2 separate regions of the Homo sapiens genome follow, and region 2 is linked to region 1. The links are chromatin contacts, found by Hi-C in ENCODE. All regions are on one chromosome and are shown on one strand. Each heading gives the region's core, a stretch centred on a gene start or an enhancer-like site at or near the end of the contact. The rest is flanking DNA. Distances are from core to core; before and after follow the strand shown. Region 1 overlaps PAX5 (paired box 5). Region 2 holds the start of FBXO10 (F-box protein 10).

What was found. A loop is a pair of places that touch in the nucleus more often than their neighbours do. Pooled maps may share reads with other maps.
Region 2: a map with no recorded cell type shows a loop between it and region 1 (3-fold over the local background). The contact joins the promoter of FBXO10 here to the enhancer-like site in region 1. A Hi-C loop is called at or near these places in 6 of 37 single-sample maps with no recorded cell type and 4 of 50 pooled maps.

What each region holds. Positions count from the first base shown.
Region 1 is chr9:36,990,280-36,995,496 of GRCh38, forward strand. All of the region lies in intron 5 of PAX5 (paired box 5), which reads right to left. Among named protein-coding and RNA genes, the nearest start is that of PAX5, 41 kb to the right of the region's middle. RefSeq lists enhancers at 3,372-3,421, 4,732-4,891, 4,922-4,981, 5,032-5,101. Within about 2 kb of position 3,737, at least 4 of the 41 ENCODE cell types and tissues checked have a DNase peak (open chromatin) inside an H3K27ac peak, as active enhancers do.
Region 2 is chr9:37,574,094-37,579,199 of GRCh38, forward strand. It overlaps FBXO10 (F-box protein 10), which reads right to left and starts at 2,287. Exons shown (of 11, transcript NM_012166.3): 1 at 2,118-2,287. RefSeq lists a silencer at 1,941-2,320.

The sequences.
Region 1 (5,217 bases), core at 2,487-4,986:
TTCCAGGAGTAGTCATTGTTGAGTCAGCACTAGAACTCGGGTTGTCTGACTCCTAGGTTGCAAACAGGACAGAGCATGTGGTGTTTAAGGAACGGAAAGAGGTTTGGTATGACTGGAGTGCGCATGAAAAGAGGAGAGTGGAGAGGGCCTGGCAGCCTTGTTAAGAAGTTTGCATAGCTTCTGAGAACAATGGGCAGATTTGAAGGTTAAAACCCTTCAGGCAAGTCATTGATCAGAATTTTCTTTCAGCTGCTATGTGGAGGGCAGACTATTATTTGGACAAGTCAACGACATTGGAGATGGGGACCAGCCAGCAGGCTACAGCAATAGTCCAAATGAGAGAAGAGAGTGCTTGGACTAAGGCAGTAGCAATGGGGATGGAGAGAAATGAGCAGATTCAATGGATATTTAGGACAGAGATGCAGTGACCTTGAGCAAACGCTTGCCATAAGGCAGGCCTTTTTCCGTGGTGACATGTAGAGGCACAAACTTTCTAAGCAGTGAAGATGGTGGAGCCCCTGCTTCCCGCTAATTTAAATTCCAGAGAAGGCCGGGCGCAGTGGCTCACGCCTGTAATCCCAGCACTTTGGGAGGCCAAGACAGGTGGATTGCTTGAGCTCATGAGTTTGAGACCAGCCTGGACAACATGGTGAAATCCCATCTCTACAAAAAATACAAAAATTAACCAGGCATGGCGGTTCATGCCTGTAGCCCCAGCTACTCCGAGGCTGAGCTGGGAGGATGGCTTGAGCCCAGGAGGCAGAGGTTGCAGTGAGCTGAGATCACACCTCTGCACTCCAGCCTGGGCGGTAGAGCCAGACCTTGTCTCAAAAAAAAAAAAAAAAAAAATTCCAGCAAAAATTATAAAATCACAACACTCTCCTTTTCCTAAAGCACCAAAAAGATTTCAAAAGCATTTTTCCATCTTCTATTTTATGTAAGTCTAAGAGAAAGATGTGACTATAATCTCCACAGATGTGAGAAGTGACCTACCCAAGGTCACATGGCTGACAGAAAGATCTAGAATCTAACTCCAGCTCTAGTGCTCTCTGGTACACCACAGAGTGTCAGAGCCCAAAAGAACCTCAAAAATCGTCTGCTCCAATTTCCACATTTTAATATGCGGAAAACAAGGCCCAGAGAGAAGTGACTTGGCCAAGGTCACACAGCAAGTAAAGGCTTAGAGTAGAACCAAGGACTCTACTCCCAGAAAGGTTTATATCAAGGCATTTGGACCATGGAGGTGAGAAAGGACCAGATTAATCCCCACTAGCAATGGTCCAGCCTCCCCCTCCCTGACTGAATGCTGCTGAAGAAGTGAGACTTCAGCTAATGGTCAGCCCACCTGGGCACTGCCACCTCCGACCCAGTTACAAGCATACCAAGCTCATGAATGGCCGGTACACACTGCCCTGCTACCCTACCCCTCTTGTTCCTAACCCTGGACAGCAACTAAGCTGTCCTGGGTCGATGGTGCCACCTGGTGGCTGGTGCTGGGAAGTGTCTGACTCCCTCATCACTTTCGTCCTCCACTGTTCAGTCCCTCAAGAGGCTATGCCTTTCTTTCTGCCTATTTCCTCTCATAGATCAGTTAATTTTGCTACAAGCAATGTGTTTCTCACACATACCTTCTCTCACACCTTTTATCCTTCTTCCTCTCTCAATTTTTCTCAAATTACCTTAAGACATTCTCTTGTTCTCCCTCTCCCACAGTTTATTCTAACACAGGGATAAAATGCCCCAAGGAAGGACTAACACAAATGTTAATTTGTACTAATAAAAATGAAAACTAGAAATTTCAAAGTAAAATTAAACACATGCGGGCACACACACACCTCGCCCCCACCCCCCAACCCTCCCACACACACACATGAGTCAACCAGAAACATTCCAGAAACACCCAGAAGCCCCTGTGGAATCAGAACAAAAATCTCCCCTTTGTCAACTGTCTTTTAGACCTGCTTTTCCTCAAATGCCAGGAGTCAAGATAAATACCAAACCCACTTCTTTATTTTATTTTGTTTCATTCCCAATCAATAGCATTGCTAGGTTTTCTTCCCATCAAAAATATGCCCCAGATGGGGTCTCCAGGTGGCTGCAGGCTAGTACAGAGCTAAGCTGGATGGGGAGAATAGGCAGGGTTCTGAAACACTCACTCCCCAGGCTCTCGGGTGGCACGAGCTGGCTGCTGCTGGCACAGAAGAAAGCCTGCTGGAGGGAAATCAGACCTCAAGCCCTACCAACAATCTGCTGGGAAGGGGAGAAGGCTCGGTAGCTATGTCTTTCCGTGGGAGCTCAACCTGGGATAGAAGCAAGAAGCACTACATACATATCCCAATCGGCTAGTGGAGGATTTCCAAAACCCAGTGTGTCTTGTCACTCCCTCCTCAGCTCAAAGACCTGCCATGGCTCCCACTGTCTTAAGGAGCTAAGAACAGGAGAAATGACTGATGACACCTTTCTTTTAACTGAAACCACTTAATTGCTCACCTTATCTATATGAGTGATAAGTAGGCAAGTTCAGACTTTGCAGCAGCCTGAAGCAGAAATTTTCAAAGTGTAGTCCAGGGAGCCCTGCCAGGGTTGGAAGAAGGGGTCCCCAAGATACTTTCAGGTGATCTGTGAGGACAAAATTATTTTCATTGTTTTTTTATTTTACTTTAAGTTCTGGGATACACGTGCAGAATGTGCAGGTTTGTTACACAGGTATACATGTGCCATAGTGGTTTGCTGCACCTGTTATTTTCATATTAATGCTAATGTGTGATTTGTCTTCTTCACTCTCATTCTCTCACGAGTCTACAGTGGAGGTTTTCAGAAGCTGTAAGATGTGTTCCATCACAACGGAGTGAATACAGCAGCAGCTATGAGAGTCCAGCTGTTTTCTATTAAGCCAGACACTAAAGGGATCTGCAGAACTGTAAGCCAATGCCATTCATACTAAATTTTGGGTTTGGAAGATTCGGTTCTTTCTTATTTCAAAAATATTATTTATGTTACTTGTTTGTTACTGTTATTTTTAATAAATAAATATTTTAAACTTTCATCCATTTTAATTAACCCTCATAAACTAAAGCTCCTTGAAGTCCTTGATAATTTTTAAGAGTTTAAAGGGACCCAGGACCAAACATTTGAGAACTGCTGCCCTACAATAATGCCAAGAGGACTTGAGATGGAACCAGGAGAAACTCAAAATTTTGGTGCCAGAAAAAAACCTCAGCAATTCATTGATCTCCTGTTTTAGATGGAAAAACTGAGGCCCAGACAGAGAAAGGGACAGGAAGAAGGGACACAGCAGGGGCAGGGGTTTGAAGCCTTGTAAATTCTCTGACCCACAGGCTATGCAGCCAGGGATTAAACCATATTCCCAAGCCAGAGAGAAAGGACTGTGGGATTCTCTTCCCCATGGGGCAGCAGGGCATGCAGGGTGGAGAAAGCCAAGGCCATTTCACCTCAAGTTCCAGACCGCCTTGGCAGGGGACTGCCCACAGCAGATGAGACTATATCCCCCTCCATCGGCCCCACCACTCTTTTACTGGTTGGCCCCCAAACTGATTCCCTGAACTGAGATCCCCACATGGCAGCACCCTGCCCTCTCCCATACCCCCAGGGCTCTCCCGAACACCAGTACACCACCCCATGGGAAAAGGAACTGGGGGTAAGAGGAGGGGGAGGGGCTGGGGCAAACCAGGTGCACAAACAGAGAGGGTGGGGGTTCAGCGGCGTTGGCTCTCACGGGGGCTCTCGCTCACTGAATCAAAGTGAAACTTGGGGACCCAGGAGCGAGGAGGAACCGAAACCTGAGCCCCCACCCGTGGGACAGGCCCTGGGCACTAGGGAAAGGCCCCAGGAGCCCCTCCAATTGGCCACCTGGCCTCAGATGCCCTGCGTTACCACAGAGGCCTCCAGCAGTTGTCTATCTGGGTCTCAGCTGAGGTGCCCACAGCTACAAGATCAGGACAGAGATCACAGGGGAGAGTGGCCCGCCAGGCAGGGAGATGGAAACCAGGTCCTCACCATCTCTGCCACTAACTGCCCCCTGCATACCCTTGGGCCAAGCCTGCGCCCTCTGTGCCTGGACTACCCTACCTGCAGGGTATAGAGCACATGACCTGCCAAGGAGTGTGGCTGCTTGGCCACTGCCCTAAGTTCTTGCCTCCGCTACCCTACCCACCTCTGGCCTGTAAGCCTGACTACCCACTTCCCTGACCACACACATACACGCACGCACACTCGGCCCCACCGGCCAGTTCCAGGATCTGCCTCCCATTAGCTTCAGCTGCCACAGGCAGAGACTGAGCCAAACTGGTTTCTTTAGAGTTCATGCTAAGACTCCAGAAGCTCAAAGACCTTCAGGCCAAGGAAAACAGAGCACAAGTGCCGAGAGCAACTTGAGCGGGGAGCGCATGAGAACTCGGGCCCAGCAGCCCCAGATGACTGTTGCCTTGTGGGTTGCCAGGCTGCCAGCTGCCCCAGGGTTGCCAGATCTGATTTTTCTTCCCCAAAGAAGCCAGGCATCCATCCATACATGAAATTTCCTGATTTTGCAATGTTGGTAACTAATTCAAAATCATCATCAATACAGGGCAAGCCAAGGAAAGCATGGCTACCAGGCTGCCAATTCCCCCCTGGGTTCTACGTGATGCCCCCACCACGACCACACCCCAGCAGAACCTTGGTCCTGACTCCTTCCTAGACAAAAAGAGAACTCAGGTAACAACCCACCTCTCTACATGAGGGGACATGTAGACACCTCTCTACATCCAGGGGACAGCACACAGAGGGCCAGGGAGGGGACCTGCCCTTGGAAAGCCCCAGCAGAGGCCAAGACAAAATGGTGGTAACCTCCTTCCTGCCCCCAAAGCCACACTGGGAAAAGGAGATGGAGAGGCTGCCTGTTCACCCATACTCCACACTGGACCCTAAAGAATCCTTGGGTCTCAGCCAGTTGTGAAGGACCAATGACCCAACACTGGAAATCCCCACAGGGGAGTGGGCTGGTTCCAGAAAGCCAGGCCAGGTCCAGGCTCAAGGACAGCATTCCAGGTGGCAGGCCCTGAGTGGGCAATGGCCTGGAGACGGGAAGCTGAGCCAACACACAGGGACTGGAGGCACAGGAGGAATGAGCAGGAGGAAAGGGAGGCCCGCGAGAGAAGGGCAGGGCTTCTCTCAAGAACTGAGGTCAGTGCGGGGGGACGTGTGGGCAGCACCCCATGG
Region 2 (5,106 bases), core at 1,037-3,536, 580 kb after region 1:
TCCCATCTCTGAGAGCTCTTGCTGACTCCCTATCTACATCATCAGAGCCCCCACTAATCTGCCCTCAGTTTTATCCCTGCCAAAGAATCTGAGGTCCCTAAGGCCAGAGTCTACGTATGTTTTTATCTATTTCTACTCACTCCCACTCCTCTTGGCACTGCCACCAATGCACGTTTATTGAAGGAAAAAAGGAGGGAGGGAAGGAAGGGATAGTGTAACTGCACTGCAACTGAAAGAAACCAGAGAACGGAAACTCATGGTGACCTGGTGACTGCTTGAGCATTTATTGCTTAACAGCTACTTGTGCGATCATAAAAATACAATTCCCCTGATAACCACGGCAACCAAAATGATGGCACTATGGTGAAGGCGGCTCTTCTCAGAAATCTAAAAACAATAATAGGCTTGAAACCAGAAAGACAAAGAAATCCAAGTGCTCCAGGGCAGAAGGAAATCCTTTCTTAAAAGCCCTGATAAAGCAGCTTTTTCTCCAGTCTCTCAAATCTCACCAGGCTCCAGCAAGGGCTCTGGAACTGGTGTGAGGGATCAGGAAACAATTCAGGCCTCTCTGTGTGCTCCTATCCCTGGAGGCCAGCTGTTATGAGGTAAGCTCACTGGGAGCTGCAGCTTATTGTTATTTTAAAATGTACTGAGAACGGGCAGGGAGATGGATATATATATAAAACATTATATAACCTCAAACTAACATAGCTAGCTCTGGAAAAAGCCCCTTGAGGACAGGGACCATGTGTGTCTTGTTCACAGCTCTATGTCCAGATCCTAGTAGGTGTACAAGACAGAGTAGGGGTTCCATATAGCTGCTGAATAAATGCGGAATGAGATTAGAACTGAGGGAAAGCACAGTGCCTGGTAAAAGGTCCATCCTCTCCACTACCCACTGCCAGCACTCTGTTGGGTCCTGAGCAAAATCAAAGTCCTGTCGTCCTTCTGGGTCCAGTCTCTCCATTTGCAAAGGAGACAGCTGGATTAGATGGTTTCCCAGGCATCCTCCAGCTCTGACAGTCAATCACCGTACTGTGTTTTTTTTTTCGGTGGCTACACATGCCTGGCACTTTTCTCTCCCCTCAGAGGGAATCTGATACCAATCTGCTCAAGTAAATTGATGTTCCCATCCAGCCTGACTCATATGGTAGGAACAACAGGTTCATATGCCAATTGTAAAAGAGAAGGCAAAGGGGGCCCAGAATGAGAAAAAGAAAAGGTCTTACAAACCAAAACGGCAGTTTTCAGGACTAAAAATATAGAAACAAATGTGATTATTCTGCTGAAAAAGCCCTTCACGTGGGGCAATCTCTAGCTTACTAATAATGCTTATATTAACAGCATTATCTACTGAGGCTTTTGTGCCAGACACTGTGTGCTAAACCCTTTACAATTAATCCTCCCAGCAACCCATGAGCTTATTACCTCCTTTTCACAGATGAGGAATCAATCTGGCTGAAGGTCACAAAGCCAGTAAGTGGCAGAACTGTGATCTGAACCAGAGCTAACTGACTCCAGAGTTCTGGCTCCTCAAATGACTTTCCCCTCTGTTCTTCACTGTAGTCCTAAGAGCGAGGCAGGACAGGGGTTATCACTTTTTGTTTAAAGATGAAAAAACCGTCTGAGAGGCTTGAGATTTGCATAAAATACACAGTGGGTGCCCAGCCCCATATTTGCCCCTTGAGATTTGCATAAAATACACAGTGGGTGCCCAGCCCCATATTTGCCCCTGCGTTCCTAGGTGAAGGCTCTTCCCATCCCAAGAGTCAGCTTCTTCTTCTTCGACTTTACTTACACACTCGAAAAATCTCAGGGCTGGAGGCACCGCGGAGATACATGCTCCGCGTCCGGTAGTTTTACGGGAGGGTAAACCAAGGCATAGCTCTCCGTCGGCGCGCCTGAGCCTCCGGATGCCGGGGGACCGCGGAGCCGCGGGCGGCCTGAGGGTACGCCTCATGGTCCTGCCAGACCCCTGATGCCCGAAGCCCGACCAGACGCTCAGCCTCGGCCAGGACTGAGCGGCGCCTCCTGGGTCGGTCGCCTGGGGAAGCGCCCCGGGTCCCCTCCCCCGGCCGCCCAAGTTCGCCCGCAGCCTCTGCGCACCGGCCGCTTACCTCACAGGGCGCTCGCCCACCGCGGAGTCCGGGCCGCGGCCGCCGGTGCCCTGGAAGCCACCCGCCGCCCCCGCTGGAGCCGCAGCAGCCGGTAGGATTGCGGCGTGCGGCCAGCCCCGCCCGGGGGCGGACAGCTGCCTGGGGATCGTGCGGAGCCGCCGCCGTCATGTGACGCGCAAGGCGGCGAAGGATGCCGGGAGCAGCTGGCTGGCCGGGGCTGGGCTTCCCGACCACCGCGCATAAAAGCTGTATCTGCAGGAGGGGCACCGGGAGGCGGGAGGAAGGCAGACGAGGAGGGGGCGCGTGGGGCTTCGGGTACTGCAAAGGCGAGCTTGCGGAAGGACGATTCAGGCTCGTGTTGCGTGGCCCCAGAAGGGGCAGAAATAGAACCAGTGGGTGGAAACTGCAGGGAGGCATGCTAAGGCCAATACAGTGTAAATAAGATTCCTGCGAGCACCAGTTATCTAACAGTATAAGGAGCAGTTTCCTGGGGTGCTAGGCACCCTGTAGATGAGCATGTAGGGTCTGGGTTCATTCACTGAACAAACTGACCATTGGCTACCTGCCAGACAATGTACTAGGAGTACATATTAAATTAGTTGTATGTATGGCGCTTAGCATAATGCCTGCCACAAAGTAAATGCTGTATGTTTGTTGCTGCTGGTGCCGTTACTATTATGGGCACAAAAGTGAACAAAGCAGATATGGTTCCTCTTCTCCTGAAGTTAATTCTGTAGTGGAGAAGGTAGACGGTAATCAAGTGTCATTTAAACCAATATGTGTTTAAAATTGTAGAAAATGCACGGAAGGAGCTGTAATTTAAAAATAGGGGCCAGGTGTTCATGCCTGTAATCCCAGCGCTTTTGCAGGCCGAGGCTGGAGGAAAGATCACTTGAGCTCAGGAGTTCGAGGTTAACAGTGAGCCATGATTGTGCCACTGCACTCCAGCCTGGGTGACAGGGCGAGACTCTTGTTTCAAAAATAAAACTAAATAAATTAGGGACCAAGGAAGGGTAGTCAAGGAAGACCTCTCAGAGTAAGATAAAGAGTTAGCCAAATGGAAGAGGGGCAGGGTAAGCCCTGTGAAAACTCTTGGACCAGGTGGGTTGGGTTGGAGGAGAAAAGATCGCTCTTTGTGGAAATGGAAAACGTCTAGCTTGTCTGAAGCTTTTTAACGGGAAGAACAATATAAGTGAGGTCAGAAAGGTAGGTAGGGGCCAGATCACGCAGCACTTAATAGGCCATGATAAGGATTTTAAAATTGTACGTAACAGGAAGCCATCGAAGGGGTGGAGGATTTGATACCTTTTAAAGCAGTATGTCAGCTACTATGTGAAGACAGGAGTTAAGGGTGGAAGCAGAGATTGGTAGCTTAACCTATTAACTGGGCCCGTGGAGGTGCTATTTATTGAAATGGGAACTATTGTAAGGGGAATATATTTGGAAGCGGGGGGAGATCAAGAACTCCCATTTGAACTTGTTAAATTTGACACTGCCAGTTAGAATGACTATTAACAAAAAGACAAAAAAATAACAAATGCTGGTGAGGACATGGAGAAAAGGGAACTCTCATACACTGAATTATACAGCCAGTATAGAAAAATGCATGGAGGTTTCTCAAAAAAGTAAAACTAGAACTGCCATATGATCCAGCAGTCCCACTGCTGGATATTTATCCAGGAATGGAAATCAGTATGTCAAAGGTATGCCTGGATCCCCATGTTTATTGCAGCACTATTCGCAATAGCCAAGATATGGAAGCAACCTAAGTCTTCATCAACAGATGAATGGATAAAAAGAATGTGGCATATATACACAACAGAATACTATTCAGCCTGTCATTTGCAGCAACACAGATGGAACTGGAGGTCATTATGTAAAGTGAAATAAGCCACGCATAGAAAGACAAATATCACATGTTCTCACTCATACGTGGGAGCTAAAAAGTTGATCTCATGCAGTTGGCAAGTAGAATGACAGTTACCAGAGGCTGGGAGGGGAAGGGGATAGAGAGAGGTTGGTTAATGGGTACAAACATGGATAGAAGGAATAAATTTTAGTGTTCAATAGCACAGTAGGGTGACTGTAGTTAACAATAATTTATTGTATATTTCAAAATAGCTAGATTTAAATGCTCCCAATACAAATAAATGATAAATTTTTGAGATGGATATTCTAAATACCCTGATTTGATCATTACGTATTGTATGCATGAGTCAAATATCACATGTACCCCATAAATATGTACAATTATCTATCAATTAAAAATAATTAATTTTGAGATGCCTGTGTGTCATCCAAGTGGAGTGATTAAAAAAGCAATTCACGGCTGGGCGTGGTGGCTCACGCCTGTAATCCCAGCACTCTGGGAGGTCGAACGGACGAATCACGAGGTCAGGAGTTTGAGACCAGACTGACCAACATGGTGAAACGCCGTCTCTATTAAAAACACAAAAATTGGCTGGGTGTGGTGGCGCGTGCCTGTAATTCCAGCTATCAGGAGGCTGAGGCAGGAGAATCGCTTGAACCTGGGAGGTGGTGGTTGCAGTGAGCAGAGATCGTGCGCCACTGCACTCCAGCCTGAGTGGCAGAGTGAGACTGTGTCTCAAAAAAAAAAAAAAAAAAGCAGTTCACTTGTAATCCCAGCTACTCAGGAGGCTGAGGCAGGAGGATCGCTTGAACCCAGGAGTTTGAGACCAACCTGGGCAACGAAGCAAGACCCTGTCTCTAAAAAAGAAAAGGAGTTGGATACAGACCTCCGGAATTTACGAGAGAATATCAGCTATAGAAACATAATTTACCAAGAATACTATGAAAAAGAAATTATTACACGAAATTGTGGCCTGAAATAATTGACCCCGTGGTCCTACTGACCTTTTTCAGTCCCTGGTTCTATAGAATATATTCCATAAAAATGTATTCCATCTATTATTACCATATGGTGAATGTGGTATGATTCTGGGTGAGGTCTAAGTTACCATGTAGCTGG